Regions from separate parts of the Homo sapiens genome. Here region 1 is linked to region 2. Evidence: chromatin loops called from intact Hi-C (ENCODE). Cell type or tissue: A673. All regions are shown on one strand. Region 1 overlaps TCF12 (transcription factor 12). Region 2 overlaps TCF12-DT (TCF12 divergent transcript).

Region 1 (2,500 bases), 250 kb before region 2:
TTTTGTTAACTGTTTTGCCTCTTGAAAGTATTTGTTTTGTTTTTCTCTTGCTTATGTGTGTGACTTATAATTTTGATGGATGCAGGATACTGTGGGTAGAACAGTAGTATATTTAGGCCTGGAAGTGGGTATGCCTCTTTCCATATAAGGACTTTAGAGTGAGAAATTCAGACAATCAGTTAGGAGTTTAGCTTGGTGTGACTGTTGCTGTGATGACTCTGAGTTTACCAGAGGCTTCCACTCCCTCTAGTGATCACCTGTTGTGCCTAGTGTTTAGCACGTGGCTGGGGTGCTGTAAAACTTTTCTGTTAGTATTTCATCCTCAGCTTATAACAGATGCTATAAACCTGTGCTTGAGAGTGGGTCTGTCCTCAAGCTTTTGCCCCTGCCCCAGTGGCAGACTGCTATTGCTTAGTACTCCTTAGGCTTGTGACGGAGGTAGTTCTCTGCTGTTTTAGTTCAGCCTCAGTACTTACAGAAACTGTGTGCTTGGGCCTCTTTGAAGGGTTCAAAAAAGTTAAAAGTTTGTAGTTTATCAGGCTTTTTTTTTTTTTGAGACAGAGTCTCATTGTCGCCAGGGTGGAGTGCAGTGGCACAGTGGCATGATCTCGGCTCACTGCAACCTCCACCTCCTGGGTTCAAACGATTCTCCTGCCTCAGCCTCCCAAGGAGCTGGGACTACATGCATGCGCCACCACACCCAGCTAATTTTTGTATTTTTAGTAGAGACAGGGTTTCACCATGTTGGCCAGGCTGGTCTCGATCTCTTGATCTCATGATCTGTCCTCCTTGGCCTCTCAACGTGCTGAGATTACAGGCGTGAGCCACCGTGCCTGGCCAAAAGCAGCATTCTTTATAGTTTTCCACACCCTAGATAGAAGCTGGAGGTCCTCTGATCTTCATTTTGGATAGTTTCTGTTTCTATGCCTACAAATTCACTGATTTTTTTTCTTCTGAAGTGAATAAGCTGCAGTTAATATCATCCAGTGTATTTTTCATTTCAGATACTGTATTTTTCTTCTCTCTAAAAATGACATTTAGGGGGCTGGGTGTGGTGGCTCACACATATAATCCCAGCAACTCAGGGGACGAAGGCAGGAGAATGGCTTGAGGCTGGGAGTTTAAGACCAGCCTGGGCAACATAGTAAGACCCTGTCTCTAAAAAAAAAAAAAAAAAAAAAATTGGCCAGGCATGGTGCATCCTTGCAGTCCTAGCTACTTGGGAGGGTGAAGCAGGAGGATCACTTGATCCAATAGTTCAAGGTTACAGTGAGCTATGATCGCTCCACTGCACCCTAGCCTGTGTAACAGAGAGAGACCTGCCTCCAAAAAAGGAGAAAAAAGGGGAAAGGGGAAAGGAAAAGGAAAAGGGGAGGGGAAGGGAAGAAGGAAGGAAGGAAGGAAGGAAGGAAGGAAGGAAGGAAGGAAGGAAGGAAGGAAGGAAGGAAGGGACAGAGGGGGAGAGACAGGGAGGGAGGGAGGGAAAAGAGGTAAATGAATAAATTCCGTTTTTTTCATAGCATTCATTATCCCTACATCTTATTCATTATTTTCCTCTACATTCTTGAGCTATCAAGCGTATTTATAAAAGCCATTTTAACATCTTTGCTTGATTACATCATCTCTCTAATTTCCTGGACTCTTGTTTCTACTGATTACTTTTTCTCTGGGTTACAGGGTACATTTTTTTCTTGTTCTTTTCATGCTAGTAATTTTTAAGTCAATGCCAGACCTTAAAATGTTTATATTTTTGGGTGCTAGATTTTGCTGTATTCCTTCAAAGAATGTCAGACTTTGTTCTGGCAAGCAGTTAAGTGACTTGGAATCAGTTTGCTCCTTTTCCAGGTTTGCCTTTAATATTTCTAACAGTGGGTCAAGAATACCCTTTAGTCCAGGTCTAATTCAGCACCACCAACACAATACCCTTTTGAAGACTACACATGCCCTGTTAATTATGAGATCTTTCCACTTTGGTTCATTGGAGAAAGAATTATTCCCAGCTTTGTGTGAGCTTTCCCTGGTCTCAAGTTGTTTCCTCTCATGCATATACATGCATGTACATGTCAGTACTTGGCCAAAGACTTGGAACCAAACTCTAAAGATCTTGAGCTCCCTTGCTCTCTCTCTGCTCCTTCCTTTTTACCCTATAAATCCTAGTCCCATAGCTTCTCTGAATTCTGATTTTTGTCTTCTCAACTCACAAAGACTGCCAGGCTGCGTTTGATTATCTCGTCTTTTTGCTGTGGCCCAGAATCTTCCTACAGGCAGTGAGAGAGTGGGGGTAACTTCAGGACTCACCTTGTTTTCCTGCTCTCATGGAGTGCCTACTGTCAAATGTCTGAAAAGTAATGATTTAGTTAGGACCACTATGAAACTTCCTAAGGTTTTTATACCTCTTAGAAACCCTTTCACACACCCCCTTTAAAGGAAAAAAATAAAAAAGCTTTCTCCTAGTCTTTCTCTAGCAAACCCATTTTTACAGATCAGAAAAAGATAGAAC
Region 2 (2,500 bases):
TGCACCTGTATTTTTTAAAAATCTTGTATACATAAATAATTTTGTTTATCCTTCATAAATTAATTGTCCCTTTAGATTTAATGTTTGTTGGATTTCTGAATCCTAAAATGATGTCCCTTTATATTAAAAATGGAAAAATACAGAAATGTAAAAAACTGAAATAAAATTTCATATAGTTCCACTGCATAAAGACAACTTCTAGTAGTTGAGAAAATTTTTTTCTGGTCTTCATTATTTGTCAAGGTTAAAGAGTTGAAAATAACTGGATCTTGTGCCTCTTAAAATCTATTTTCCCTAAATAAAAAAGAAGAAAGAAATAAGAATAAGAAAGAATGTAAATTTCATTTATAATATCATCGTAAGGAGACAACCTAAAGATTTTTTGGTGTGTTTCCTCTCTTTTCTAATCTTTGTTTATGTACATGCATGTGTATACATACATAATATATATTACAAACTTAAGATTATGCTCTCAATACAAGTTTATAAACTCATTATTTTAGGAAAATTTTCAAACACATAAAAAAGTAGAAAGAACAGTATAATGAACCCCTTTGAAACTCCACCCAGCTTCAACATTTATTGAAACATTTCTACCTCCAGATTAATTTGAAACAAACATCAAATTATTTCATTCACAAATGTTTCTTCATTTACATCTAAAAGATAAGGACACTTGTAAAAAATATAATGACAATATCATTGTAACATCTCACAGTTTTCATTTAAATGTTTTAATATCGTCAAGTATTCAGTGTTCGGATTTCTCCCAATTGTCTCATGTTTATTATAGTTAATTTGTTCAAAATTGAGATCCAAATAAAGTCCACATGTTGTATTATTTGATATGTGTCTTAAGCCTCTTAATCTTTTGCTTCTCCCTCCTTCTCTTTTATTGGATTTGTTGAGGCAAAATTGAGTTGTTTGTCCTATAGGACTTTCCATAGTGTGAATTCCTTCCTTCCTTCCTTCCTTCCTTCCTTCCTCCCTCCCTCCTTCTTTATTCCTTCCTTCCTTCCTTTCTTTCTTTCTTTTTCTGTTTTTGAAACAGGGTCTTGTTCTGTCACCCTAGCTGGAGTGCAGTGGTGCAATCAGGGCTCAATGTAGCCTCGACCTCCTGGGCTCAAGCAATCCTCCCACTTCAGCCTCCCAAGTAGCTGGGACTATAGACACAAGCCACCACGCCTGGGTAATTTTTTTTTTATTTGTACAGATCAGGTCTGATTATGTTTTCCAGGCTGATCTTGAACTTCCGGGCACAAGCAATCCTCCAATCTCAGCCTCCCAAAATGCTGGGATTATAGGTGTAAGCCATCACGACTGGCCTATAGTGTAAATTTTCTAATTGTAACTCCTTTAGTGTTATTTAATATGTTTCTTTATCTTCTGTATTTTGTTATTATTTAGGTATATAGGCTTGATCAAATTCTAGTTTGATTTTTGGCAAGAATATTTGATATGTGATAATGTAGGAGACATATGTCTGCTTGTTAATCTTTTTGTAAAGTTAGTCATCATTAATGATCATTCCCTAGCTGCATTATTTCACTAGGGGTTACAATATGATGACACTCTATCATTTCTACATCAATTATTAGCTGAAATATTCTGTAAAGAGAAACCTCCTATCATCAACTATTGGGTTACCCTGAGGTACAATTTATATATGAGAAATGAACTAGATGCTTGATTCATTCTCTGTATTTACCAGTTTTTTAAATAATAAGTTGGTTTCCTTGTATCTTCCAAAGGTACCAACAGAGGTTTTTTTGTCTTAGAGTATCAATCTGAGCTGACTAAAACATATTTACCATGCATCTATCCATTACGGATGGAATTCATGCTCAAGCTCTTCCTCACCTCTTTGATCGATGGAAGCATCTTCAGGTTTATTCCTGAGTCTCTTTTGACATGACTTAGAAGTCTTTTATACTTACCTTCTGATGTGACAGGGAACCCAGCAAAAGTTTATTTTGTTTGTTTGTTTTTGAGACAGGGTCTCACTCTGTCCCCCAGGCTGGAGTGCAGTCGTGCCATCATGGCTCACTGCAGCTTCAACTTGCTAGGCTCAAGTTATCCTCCCACTTCGGCCTCCCAAAGGGCTGGGATTACAGGTGTGAGCCACCATGCCCAGCCAAAAATGTTATTTTTAATGGCTGCATCGTAAGCCTATACTATTATTTATTTAATAAGTCCACTGTTCGGGGGAAGGGGCTTTATATAATTTCTAATGGTTCTCTACTATAAATACAGTGATGCACCACATAGTGACATTTTGGTCAATGGTGGGTTGCATATATGATGGTAGTCCCATAAGATGATAATGGAGCTGACAATTTTCTATCATCTAGTGATGTAACTGTTCTAATGTCTTTGCACAATGCATTACCTTTTCTATGTTTAGATACACAAATAATTACCATTATATTCCAGCTGCATATAGTATTCAGTATAGTAACATACTATACAGGTTTATAGCCTAGGAGTAATAGGCTATAAC

The links. Peaks named below come from ENCODE experiments on the same cell type or tissue, not always from the same donor. Only the 100,000 strongest peaks of a DNase experiment are listed, where the experiment ranks them.
Region 1: a loop joins it to region 2, with 14 times the contacts of the local background. A loop is called at or near these places in 11 of 110 quality-filtered maps.

What each region holds. Positions count from the first base shown.
Region 1 is chr15:57,149,824-57,152,323 of GRCh38, reverse strand. All of the region lies in intron 5 of TCF12 (transcription factor 12), which reads right to left. Among named protein-coding and RNA genes, the nearest start is that of SNORD13D, 130 kb to the left of the region's middle. In A673, no CTCF peak of the experiment used is centred here; DNase peaks (open chromatin) are centred at 1,343 and 2,043; H3K27ac peaks cover 2,373 bases.
Region 2 is chr15:56,900,616-56,903,115 of GRCh38, reverse strand. All of the region lies in intron 2 of TCF12-DT (TCF12 divergent transcript), which reads left to right. Among named protein-coding and RNA genes, the nearest start is that of LINC03065, 15 kb to the right of the region's middle. In A673, no CTCF peak of the experiment used is centred here; a DNase peak (open chromatin) is centred at 985; H3K27ac peaks cover 2,063 bases.